Regions from separate parts of the Homo sapiens genome. Here region 1 is linked to region 2. The links are chromatin contacts, found by Hi-C or POLR2A ChIA-PET in ENCODE. All regions are on one chromosome and are shown on one strand. The core of a region is the stretch at or near the end of the contact, and the rest is flanking DNA. Distances in the headings are between cores, read along the strand shown.

Region 1 (6,267 bases), core at 2,609-5,108, 150 kb after region 2:
TAGAGCCAGCAACCTGGCTGCAGCCCCACCCTCCCTCCACCGAGCGGACCAACCCAGAACCCCACAGGGGCCCTGTCCTCCGGGGACCTGTCGAGTCAGTGCTCCTCTGCACGGTGGCTCCAGGCCACCCCTCCCTTGGCCCTTTCCCACTGGGCGTGGAGGGACGGCCGTGGCCTTCCCCTGCCAGCCCCTGCCCTCCTCCTCGGGTGCCCCCACGTCCTCTGGTTTCCCCTCAGCTCTCACAAATTCTGCCCGTGTCCGCACCCTCATTAATCAATGTCAAGGCGCGGCGTCGGCAACAAGGGGCGCATTCTTCCCCGGCTCCTCAGCCTCATACATCCCATTGTTCCCGGGGCCGATTCAGATGGCAAGAAAACAGCCTATGCAGCACATAAAAGAGATGAGGCAAAAATGAAAAGAATCAAGGGAGAAAAAAGAGGAGGCATTTTTCCCCCTGAAACACTCGAATAAATACTCGGCAATGATAATTTAAATTATTCATACATTTATGAAAACATCCATTGAAAACCCAAGTGTATGATGCTCTTTGTCTCTGTCTCTGTCTCTTGTTTGGGATTAATCTTTACTGTAATTCGGGCTGGCCGTGGCCCCCTGACAAAGGCCACACTCTCTTTCCATGGGAAAAATGTTTCCACATATCCCAGCAAGGAGCTGGGGAGAGATTTGTGCTGACGAGGCAGTGTCCAGGCCCCCGAGATGCTGAACCAGCCATGTTCAAGAAGCGTCCAACCCGCAGAAAGTACAGTGGGTTGTCACAGTGCTGTCACTCCAGTGACATCCATGCCACGGGGCTGGGAAGCCAGAGGGGCCTCCACAGAGAGGAGACCCACAGAGCATGCATGCTCCTGCAGGCCCCTGAGCCCACCAGGGAAGGAGAATCCAAGAGCCTTCCCCAATATGGCCTGCGTGGGGAGACACACCCAGACACATCCCCACCCAGGTCTGGTGGGTTGGTGGGTTTCAGATGCCCCCGGTGGCTGTCCCCCGCCGAACCAGGCCTAGTTGTCACATCACAGCTGGGCACACTCAATGACCTGCCATAGAAGGCTGAGGTGGGCATCCTAGCAGGCTGGAGCTGGGCATCCCAGAGTCTCCCCAAACCTGGGGCAGGAGTCAGGAGCCACACTGTCCGGAGGCTGTGGTTGGCCTCACGAAATCAGAGAGTCTAGGCCCATGCCTGAGACTGGAGATGCTGAAACCATTCTTGATATTGCAGAGGGCGGGGCTGTGGCTGTGGCCATCAGCATGGAACTGGAGGGGACAGGTTCCTGTAGCCAGTCATCCGTGACTGCCATAGAGTTCAGGTGCCCACTGTCCGCACCTCTGTCTTCCTCAGCCTCCCAGGCTCCTGGTCCCTCCCTGGGCCACCACTGTCTCTGACAGCCTGAAGCCACCCACTGGGATTGCGGCAGTTCCTCTGTGAATTAACTCGTAGCCTAGCACTGTTCCATGTCCAAATGTTGCAGGGCAGCAGGGGAAACGGCACCCTCTGTGTGGATAGAAGCACGCTTTCTGTGTGGTGTTTTCCTCCAGGGCTCCGTGACCAAAGCTCATTCCCAAACAGGATAAAAAGCCCCGGGTGGCCTTCTCCTCACACACCTTTCACCGTGAAACGGGCATTCGCCCGTGTGTGAGTTGATCGGCAGTGATTTCTCTTCCCTGGAAGTGACCCAGAATCCATTCCTGGGCGGCTGGCGTCCAGCTCCTTAGCCTGGGTTAGCGCTGGGGATGGGGCGGCCACAGCAGTGGGCGCACGGCAGCTTGCAGGCTGTCAGTTCAGAAGACGCTGCAGCAGCTGCTGGGCTGCCCCCCAGCTCTTCTCGGCTTATTTGGTCTGGAATGGGAGCAGGGATCTCATGGGAACAGCCCTCCTGGTTGGATTTATGGCTTCTCTGGTTTGGGCCAGGTCAGAACTCAAGAGGAAAACCGCTCCTTTCTGCTCCTTATTCCAGATGAAAGTGGATCTCAAGAGTGCCTGGGAGCATAAACTGGCCTCTGTCGAGCTTGGCAGCCATGCTGAGTGCGCTGGCCTAAGTCTACGGCGAGGGTGAGGGGTTCTCCCAGCCACTGTGGCTGAGTGCACGCTGTCCAGAAGCAGCGTTTTCACTCACGGCCCTGCTCTTCCTGGGGCCAGGTCCCCGTGCCGTGCATCCCGGTAGATCTTTTTTTTCAACACGGGAGAGCTCTTGAGAAACTCAGCCCAGTTTTCCTTGAGGCCCTGCGAGTTTCATTTTGGGCTGGCTGGGACGCGCGCTCTTCCCCCTAGAAGTATTCGGGATGCCGCCTGCATGCTACCTCGCTCACTCCCAACTCTGCTCCCCACACGAGGTTTTGGGGTGCCCCCTTGGACTGCTGCCACCGGCCTCTTCCCCCTCTTGCCGGCCCTCCCTCCTCTGTCACCGATGTTGGGGTCTGGGAAGGTAGCCAAATGCAGGAGGACACCGGAGCAATAAATCACCCCTCATCCAACATCTGCAGGCCCTGGGGCGAGCCCCTCGCTGCCGCCCCCATCCCATCCCTCGCCACAAAACACTATTGTCGTGGCCAAGTGAAGAAGAGTCGCCTGCACTTACAAAGGGCCTCTGCAGCCTGGCGTGACGGCCAGAGGAGGTGCCTGGCTCTCGGCAGGGAGCCGCAGGGCTCTTTCTTCCTCTCTGGTTCGTACTTCTCCTCTCTCATGGGGGTCCCCCAAAGCCTTTCATTCCGGCTTCATATTCACATAAAGACATCAAGAAAAAACCCAGCAGAAAGAATTATTAGGCATGGCTGTCAAATGCTTTATCGGAGAAGGGGGGAGGGCAGTAACCCGTTAGGTGCTGGCCAGCAGCCCCAGCTTCCCCAGGTATCCCCAGGGGGCAGCCGGGGCCACCTCGGTGTGCGGGAACAGGCCATGACACACTTGGGCACACCCACCCACTCCAAGGCACACATACGCACACGTGCACACAGATGTGCCCGCCCGCACAGGTGGGCATCGGTGGGGCCTGTCTCTTCACCAAGTTTTGAATGGCTACACCTGATCTCAAGGCCCTTCCTTAGAAAGGGATGTTCTCTGCCTTCCTTCTGGCTCTTTCTTTCTTTGTTCCAATTAGCAGAAGATGCTTCCTCCCCTTATCCACACTGGCAGGTGCCTCTGCCACCTTCTACCCACGAGCTGGGGTCTTTTCTACTCTTGGCAGCGAGGGGTGGCTGAAATCAGATGTGCCCTGGAGGCCAGGCCTCAGGACGCTCCTCCCCCAGGTGCACGCTCAGCGGACAAGGTGGACAACCCGAACCACGCTTGCTCAGAAATCCCGTAACCCAGCTGGCATTTTTGGAGACGTGTTCTCCCTCTTCCCTGCAAAGAGCTTTCTCACAGCTCACCCTAGACAGTTTTGCCACCTGCCAATCCCAATGGCTTTCCGAAAGTTCACAGCCTGGGGCCCAGCTCTCCCAAAGGAGGGGTCCTCGCGTCCAGTGCCGGGCTGAGCGGAGAGCTGCAGGGGAGAGGCGTGTTCTGCACACTGCCGCGAGGAGGGCCTTTAGGATTTGTGGTGAGGGGCACCCCAGGGTGGGCAGTACCTCAGGATGCATTTTCAACACAGCCTCACGGTGCACAGAAACCGAAAACCGCATGCCGACAAACGGCTCCCTCGGCAAACATTTTTATTTCCAATTAGCAAAAGAAAAATTGCTAATTTGCTGCAGTTGGACCAGGCTGACGTCTCAATCTGCGGAGTGTCAGCGCAGTGAAAGAAAATGTTTCACACTGTGTCGGCGAGAGCAAGCAGCTCTAAAGAGGGTCAGGGCAGCGGGCCCAGAAACCAGATTGACTGGCCACAGCGCTAAATTACTCACACAAGACACACATTGTCTGCCGTGCCAGCTCCCGGAGGACCTGCCTTCTCATTCTTTCCCCTTGGAGCTGGGGCGGGGGAAGGGGTCCAGCGTGGGAGGAGAGCGCAGGGGGCTGGCAGGCCCTCGGTAGGGCAGTATCATCTTTGGGAACAGAGAGAGTCAGAAGCCGGGTTAATAATTACCCAGGTCTGTCTGCAGTGTTCGGGAACAGGACGATAAAATTCTCCCAGATCCCCGCCACAGCTCTGCACTCGGGAGATTCTGTGCAGATAATGTCCCGCAGGAGTGAGGGCTGAACATGGCAGGAGCAAGGGCTGAACATGGCAGGAGCGGCCATCTCTCTCGCCCTGCATTTCAAGGCTCTGTAACCGCCCGCCTGCCCTGCTTCACCGACTTCGGGAGAAACCCCCATACCTCACGGGCGCTGTCTCCCCACCTCTGGCAAGCCGGAGGAGGATATCTCAGCAAAGCCAGCTCCCCCACAGGCATGAGGTCCCCCGGATCCACGGAGCTAGCACAGGCCATGGACCCAGACCGGCGGAGTCTCCCTGGGGAGATGGCGAGGCTGCGGTGCTGGCCACAGATGTTTGGCGCTGAGGTAATAATGAGCCTCTCCTGAAAACCATTGACCACGTAACCTCAGACAGTAAAAGCCCCCGAGTGGGCTCTCAGAGGATCTAAATGGGTTTGCCTGCATCTCCAGACATAGCCCTCATTTTGAAGAGACATTCATTCCGTGCCCACACGCGCCGGGAGGAATGCATCTTGTCCTCGCCGTGCCCACGCCGTCACTCCGTCTGCGGCACCTTCCTCCACACATCTCTGTGGCCCCACAGCACGCCCAGCCTCCCAGCCGATGCACACAAAACCTGTCCCCAACACCGTGGGGCCACGTCACAGGCATCATAGCAGCCGGCCAGGGCAGCCCCAGGACCTGTGGTCTGTCCTGGCTCAGACTCACGCCCAGGGCCAATCCAGGAGCTACCTGCAGCCCTCCCCGCGTCTGCCACCTTCCACAGCTCTGTGGGCCTGGGACCTGGTCACGCAGGACCAGCACAGGTTGGGGCAACATTGGGTCGGCAGGGCTGAGAAAGCCAAGACCTGCTTGCAGGTGCAGGGGCCACAGGAGCAGCCGGCCCACCTGGCCTCGAGTCTTGCCGTACCCCCAGGCTGCTGTGGTTCTCCTTGGCCTGAAATGCAACGGAAGGCTGACTTTGGGGATGGTCTAGAGGGGCCCTTTCTTGAAAGGACACCATTTGGTCTCTCTCCCCATTCTCTGGCAGTTCCTGGGTGTCACTGGGAGAAGCTCCCTGGATGACAGGTGTGCAGGGGCCTGGCAAACAGGAACCCAAACAGGGAGGCAGCCCAGGGTGCAGGGCTCGTGCATCTGCTCGCCTCCTCCAAGGGTGCTGCTACAGTCTGCATGGGGAAGCTCCTCGCCTTGGTCTCTTTGAGATAAGCTGCCCAGGGAGGAAAGGGCCAACCTAGCCCAGCCTTGGGAGAAAGTGCACCACAGTGGCAGAGCCAGCCTCTTCCAGCCCTTTGACACATGGTGATTTCAGAATCCATCCCATCAGGCCACTTGATGCTCAGACTCAAGAGAGGGAGACCCTGTCTGGGAGCAGGAGTCATGTTTACAACCCAGGGTGGTCAGTGAGGTGGAGAGGGGGGACGGGTTGCCAGTGGCTGGGCCTTGGAATTTCAGCTGGCCATGCCGACACTGGCTTAGGGCCTTGGGACGTGTGCAACCTCACCGTGTGCAACTCAGCCTCAGCATTCGGTCTCTGGCAAAGATGGGCAGTGCCCCACAGCCTCTGCCTCACTCCGCTCTTCAGGGAAACAGTCTCTAGACTAAGAGAGCAGAAGACTGGACTCTGGGCCTCCCGGTTCCAGCGCTCAGTTGCCTGCTGTGTGGCCTTAAAGTCATGAGCCTCTCTGAGCCTCCGGTTCAGCGTAACAGAGACAATCAAACCGGATCATGTACGTGGGACTTTTTTCCAGAAGATGCAAAAGCTGCTTGGATTTGCTGTGTTTGCACAAATGACAGGCGCTTGCAGCTGGCCTCACTGGGGAGACTCTTTGTCCGGCCTGCACCGACTCTCTAAGCACTGCATGTTCTTTAGTCAAAATAAAGCATTGCTGGTCGGGCCAGCAGTCACAGAGAAGTCTGGCTTCCAATGAACGTCATGCACTGCGCTTGCTTGGAGAGCAGAGGCAGGGGCAGCCTCTTGCATTTCCCCCTTCTCCCCTCAATGCCTGCCCGGCCCTGAAATGTCCACCCTGGGCATGTGGGACACACATGGATGCCCCCATGTACACGCATGCACACACATACACATGCACAGACGCACATGTGTGCAAACAGTGACATGCATGCGTGTCTAGGCACATGTACACACAAACACAGGT
Region 2 (5,672 bases), core at 654-3,153:
AAACACTGGGAGTCTGCAGGGCTCATGGAGAAATCGAGTTTCCATGGACTCCCTCTCTGCCCAGACCCCAGCAGAAGTTGGTGGTTAAAGCCCCGCTCTAGCCTCCAAGACCCCAGCTATGAAATTGGTTTTGGAACTCGACAGCAGCGTGCAGTTGTCCAGTGTAGGAGCCTCTATGTGGCCAACCCACACTCACTGTCCTTGGACGACCCAAGGAGGTCAGTAGGAATGAGCTTACAGCACTTACAATCCCAGCGCAGGGGCCCCAGGGCCTGGCATCAGCCTCAAGGCTCTGCAGAGCTAGACTTGGTTTGAAAATTGCCCTTAGACCTTTTAGTATCAACCTTTTCCCCACTGGGCCTACATTTGCCCTACCTGTTCTCCAAGCCCCCCAAAGCCCTTGCCAGGCAGGGACACAGAACTGGGCCCCAGGGAGGACTTGCATCTGATCTTCCCTGCTTCACCCTTTTTCCCCACGGGACTCCTCAATGCCTGACCTGCTCTCCGCTTCTAAGTCTGGCCACGCGGGGGCAGGGCCTGGCCAGGCCAGGATGCAACCTCGGCCAGGGCCATGGCCTTGGGGACAGCCTGCCTGGGCTCCTCGAGCAGGCTCGGGAGACACTGCCCCACTGGAGCCAGGGCTGCGTCAGTGCCTTGCAGGTAGGCAGCCCGGCTGTCTCCCTGGCGAGGCTTGACCGGCAGCTACCCCTTCCCAGGCAGATCCATGACCCCATCCCTACCCAACAGCCTGGTGGAGGGCAAGGACCAGATGGCACAGACCAGCTTGCTCCCATACCTCCTGCCCTTCTTCCCTAGGGGCTGGCAACAGGCCAGGGATGGCTGTCCTGTCCTAGCCTGGCCAGGGTTCTGAGAACCACCTCCTGAGCTGGAGGAGGAGGCAGGGAGAGGGCCTGAGAGAGTTGGGGCACCCGTAGAAGAAGGCCAGGACTGCACAACCTTGGCATCTGTTGGCTACCTCCAGGCCAGGGGCAAAGGAGGCCTCTGCTGGGCTGCAGGGTGAGGGTGGGGAAGGGACCCTCTCTGCAGGTGGGAGTGGTTCGCAGGCACCATAGTAACTTCCCCAGGCCTCCTCCCAAACCTGCAGAGGCTTCAGGCAGGAGCAAGGGGGACCTGGGTGCAGAGATATGGGAGTGACCTTGAGTCCTTTCTAGCCAGCAGCTCCAGCCAGGTTGGGCCCACCGTTGGGAACCTGCCCTTGGCGGGGTTTAGGCAAGACAGCGCCCGTGTTCCTGGGCTCCAGCACCTCCCACCCACTGGGGCGAGCAGGTTCAGAACCGGCCTTGGCGGTGCAAAGCTGCAGCGGTGCCCTAGTTGGCTAGGCAGATCAAGACCTCCAGAGCCGGGCCTGTAAACTGAGCTGTTCTCTGCCCCAACCCCTGTAGAAAGATGGTCAGGGTGTGGGGAGGGTGGGTAAAGGGGTCGATAGACCCTCGAAAGGACGGCAGGGAATGGGGCTGTGCCATTGCTCATGGCCCTTCTCTAGGCGACACTCACCTGGTGCCAGAAACAGCAGAGGTAGCGGCCAGTGAGCGCTTCCTCCATCCGGGGCTCGGGCGGCGAGCTGGCTGCAAGACTGGGCACCCTGGAGCCGTGGGAGCCTTGGGAGCCGAATCTGGGTTCGAATCTGAGCAGGGAAGCGGTGCCGACCGCGGAGGATCCAAGGCAGAAGGCCCAGCGCACCGCCGCCGCCAGCTCCTGCCCAACCCGGCTCCGCTGGGCTTTTCCTCTGGGGTGGCGCCGGCCCCGCGCCCCTCCCCATCCGGGGCGCCTCTGCTAGGACACCGGGGTCTCGGGGTTTCTCAGGGCTGCTGCGTTTCACCTCCTTTAACGCGGAGGCGCGGAGTTGCACGTGTGGGTCTCAGTGGAGCCGCCACAGGTCTTATTACACAACAAAGGGCAGGGAGGGCAAGGCCAGGAGCCTCGCGGGGCGGCGCAGAGACCCCGCATCGCGGGCGCGACCCCTGCCTCGGGCTCAGGCTGACTCTGCGGCAGCTCCAAGTCCCGTTGCCGGGCAGGACTTCGGTGCTCCGGAAGGGTGCGGGGCAGCAACCTGGCCAGGGCAGCGCCTCGGTTTCCTTCCAATTCATTCTCGATTCCCAGATACTCAGATGAGAAATCCGCACTCAGGCCGTCAGGCTCCTGGGCCCGGGCCACCCTGCCTGCGCTCAGCCCGGCCCCTCCGCCGCAGCGCCTCGGAGTTTGGGGGCTACAGGGGAAGAGGAAGCGTCTGGTCGGCTCCCGTCCGAGCTGCTCCACCTGCGCCGCTGGCCTTTCCGCCCGCTACGCACCTGGGCCCCGAGAGGCCAGAGGGGAGTGTCCCCAGTGGCCCGGGTCCCCGAAGGTGGCCCAGCTCGGGCGCTCGCGCAGCCGGGTACTCACCTTGGGGGCGCGGCGGCAGGAGAGCGCGGGCGGAGAGGTGCGGGCGCCCTGGGACGACCAGCCGAGGACGCCTGGTGTTTGGACGGCTGCCCCCGCGCTGTCCCCCCGTGCGAGGCGTGTTGGCCTCCGTGGCCTCGCGAGGGACCGAGGGCGGCGGGTCCGAGTGCCGCCCGCCGGCCTGGGCAGTGGCGGAGCGCGGAGCTGGCGGCGCCTCCGCTGTTGTTTTTGAGCCGCGAAGCCCGAAGCAGCAGCCGTTGGGTGGGGGCGAAGGGGAGGAGGCGGGGGCCGGGAGGCGCGAGGGGGGCGGTGGGGCCCGGAGGGGGCTTCGGAGGAGCCGGGTTCTGGCGCGCGAGCCCCGACGCCCCCTCCAGCGATCGCAGGGCGGGGACGGGGGCCGAGGGGAGAATGCAGGAGAAAAGCGGGCCGGGGCGACGGGGAACGCAAAGCTTTTAAATTAGTAATCAAACGCAGTAAAACGGAGCAAAACCAGCCCGGACTCGCGTCCGAACTATCGGCGCGTGTGCCCCGAGATCCAAGGAAGTCGTGTGGAAAACCGCAGCCGCCGCCCCATCTTCGGCCCCGGCTGGGGCGGGAGCAGCAGCGCGACGCGCCGCGACGCAGGGGCAGGGTGGGGGGATAGTCACCTCGCCTCCGGGGCCACCTGGGTCCTTTTAAAGTGTCCGGGGTGCGGGCCCCGGGCGGGAGCGCCGAACACGGAATGTTTTCTTAAAGGGCCAGTTCCGAGCTGCGCTGAAAAGGGGGGGGGGGAGAGGGGGGAGAGATAAGTGAGACGAAGACCGAGAAGGCCGAGGAGAGCCCCCCAATCCCGCGCCGAGGCGGCGGCGGCGGCGGCGGCGGCGCGACGATGAGGATGATGAATACATTGCAAAGTTTTTTTGGCCCCGGCGAGGGGTGTCAGATTGAGTGCTCTGTGCGCATGTGCGAAGGTGTCCAAACTGACAATGCTGGGGAGATGAAGATAGTGTGTGGCTGCTTCTGGACTCAAGGAGGAGGAGAGAGATTCCGCGAGCCGACACCATGCGATCCAAGGCGAGGGCGAGGAAGCTAGCCAAAAGTAAGTCTCCCGCGCTCGGCCGCGCCGCGCCGCCGGGGCCCGGGCCGCCGGGCCGGGGCGCCCGGGCCAGGGGTGCGCGTCGGGGCGCGGCCGGCGCGCCTGCGGCTCCGGGCCCCCGGCTCGGCCGCGCGGCCCGGGGGGCTGCTCCGCCTCCCGCGCTCCGGGGCGACCGGGCTCGGCGCGGAGGCTCGGGGCGCCCGGGCCGCGCGCTCCCCGAAGGCGCCGGCCCCCTCCCCGCGGAACCCCCTCCCCCCCCACCAGTGTCAGGCGCTCGGGCCCGGGAACCCGAGGCGCGCGGTGGGGGCCGGGGAGGGGGGCGGAGGGGGAGGGCCGGGGGTGGAGGGGAGCGAAAAGTGAAAGTTAGCGAAAAGTTGACGAAAGGGGAGAGCAACTTTTTCCTCCCCGCTCGCTCTCTCCCTCTCTCTCTCCGAGTGGCTCTCAGTCCTGGTCAAATCATATTCCGGGCTTTTGAAATAGTGGGCGCTAGAGCACCGCCTTTGGCGTCCGCCAGCCGGGCGCAGAGGAGGGAGACCCCGAGCCGGGGAGGGGCGGAGGAGGGGGCGCGGGCCGGCGCCCACCCGGCTCCGCGGGCGCAGGGGCAGGGGTGGCGACGGCGGGACAGCCGCAGCCACTTGGGGAGCAAAATGGAGACTTTTGCCCGGGCTGGGAACTGTGGTCGTGAAGTTTATCCCCGGCTGTGCCCCGCGTGGTGGAGGGCGCTCCTCTGGGACGCCGGCAGCCTGCGCGGGCCGCCGGGGCGACAGTGCCTCCGACAGGAGGGACCCACCCGGCCACCTCCCGACCCGCCGCTGCCGCCCTCGGGCCCGCGTGGACCCCTCTGTACCCGCTTGCCTGGCACAGCCGGGCCCGGCGGGGACAGAGCTGCCCCGGCCAGGCTGCCCGGTCCTCGGTCTTACTTTCTCTTTCGCTCCGTCTCGGCCGAGCCCCGGGCTCCGCGCGCCCCGCCTGCCGCCAGCCGGTCCTTGCCGCGGGCCGGGTGCTCCAGCCACCCGCGCCCTCGCCCGCCACAGCGCCTCCGAGCAGCCCGCGCGCACCCCGCAGCCCCGGTCGCCGGCGCCATCCGCGGTGAGGCGGGCGGGCAGGTGAGGACAGGCGGAGCCGCGGCCCGGCCAGCGCGGCTCCCGCAGCCCCGCCGAAGCCCCGGCTGCAGCGAAGCGGCCAGCGCCGCGCGGAGCGGAATCGGCGCCGCCTGCTCCCGCCGCCCCCTCCTCTGCAGGCCGCCCGCCCGCCCACCCGCAGAAGAGGCGCCCGGGCCGCTCCCCTCGAGGTCCCCGCCCGACCCACGCCGTTCCGTCCGCGCCTCCGGGGCCGGGTCCCTCCAGGCCGGCCTCGCAGCTCCCGGGGCCGAGCCCCCAAACGTGAGCCGGGTGCGCGCGGGACTCGCGGCGGTTTTCCGAAGCTCCGCTCCCTCGGCTCGGGGCCCGCCCGGCTCGTCCCAACAGCTGCCCCGCGGCCGTAGGCCCCGCGCTCTGTGCACCAGGGAAAAGCAGCTCCCGAGTTTGTGCCGGACGCTCCTGCGCCCCGCCATCGGCCGTTCCCGGCCCCTGGGTGAGGCGCCCCCTTCCCGCCGCGCTCCGCTGCCGGGTGCCCTCGGCCTCGGCCTCCCGTGACCTCTGACCCCTCTTGGTGCGAACAAGACCGGGCGTTTCGCCGCCGACGCGAAGGGGCTGTCTGTGCGCGGCGTTGCGGGCCCTCCGCGCGTGGGGTGTGCGTGTGCGTGTTCGGGTTCGGTTCTGTGTGTGCACCGCGGGCCTGCTCAGAGTCGGGACCACCGGGCTGCGTGTGGGCCGCCAGGTCAGGCCCTCGCCCAGGATGGGCCCTAAGCTGGAACGAGAAAGGGGAAACCGGCCGCGCTGACGCCGGGGCCTTCGCTGCAAGCGAGAGGCGGACTCGGCGCACCCGCGCGGCCCTGGAAACTTCCGAGAGGCCCCAGCTCTCCGCCGGCTCCACCTCTGCCAGGTGGGGAAGGTGGCCCGGGACCGGGTCCGCTCAGGACCAGAAGTGGTGCCTGGCAGCCATCTGGCCAGGAGGCCGGAGAGCCGGGCCCAGCGGGAGCGCCGAGCGCTGGCTTCCTTTTCCCGAGAGTCTTTAGTGAGGAAAAACCCCATGAGAGGTGACTGCCAGGCCTCGGCCCTCTGTCCACACTTGGCCGAGCGCTGGGAACCCCTCCTTCCAG

The links. Hi-C counts contacts between places; a loop is a spot of excess contacts on that map. ChIA-PET counts read pairs that join two places held with the same protein, here RNA polymerase II (POLR2A). Pooled maps may share reads with other maps.
Region 1: a loop to region 2 is called in a map of tibial artery, with 4 times the contacts of the local background. The contact joins the enhancer-like site here to the promoter of PRDM16-DT in region 2. A Hi-C loop is called at or near these places in 4 of 168 maps with a recorded cell type or tissue (ovary, posterior vena cava, prostate gland and 1 more) and 4 of 50 pooled maps. POLR2A ChIA-PET finds 5 or more read pairs at or near these places in 2 of 52 experiments (WTC11 and common myeloid progenitor, CD34-positive).

What each region holds. Positions count from the first base shown.
Region 1 is chr1:3,215,538-3,221,804 of GRCh38, forward strand. All of the region lies in intron 2 of PRDM16 (PR/SET domain 16), which reads left to right. Among named protein-coding and RNA genes, the nearest start is that of MIR4251, 91 kb to the left of the region's middle. RefSeq lists enhancers at 1,729-2,497, 3,319-3,862, 3,863-4,405, 6,034-6,267. Within about 2 kb of position 3,859, at least 8 of the 41 ENCODE cell types and tissues checked have a DNase peak (open chromatin) inside an H3K27ac peak, as active enhancers do.
Region 2 is chr1:3,065,822-3,071,493 of GRCh38, forward strand. PRDM16-DT (PRDM16 divergent transcript) reads right to left here and starts at 1,904. Exons shown (of 6, transcript NR_015440.1): 1 at 1,516-1,904. LOC124903827 (translation initiation factor IF-2) reads right to left here. Exons shown (of 5, transcript XM_047436614.1): 1 at 4,393-5,672; 2 at 2,401-3,150; 3 at 1,516-2,227. The coding sequence ends at 3,127. PRDM16 (PR/SET domain 16) reads left to right here and starts at 3,382. Exons shown (of 17, transcript NM_022114.4): 1 at 3,382-3,475. The coding sequence starts at 3,439. It also overlaps the pseudogene LOC100420339. RefSeq lists an enhancer at 1,701-2,275.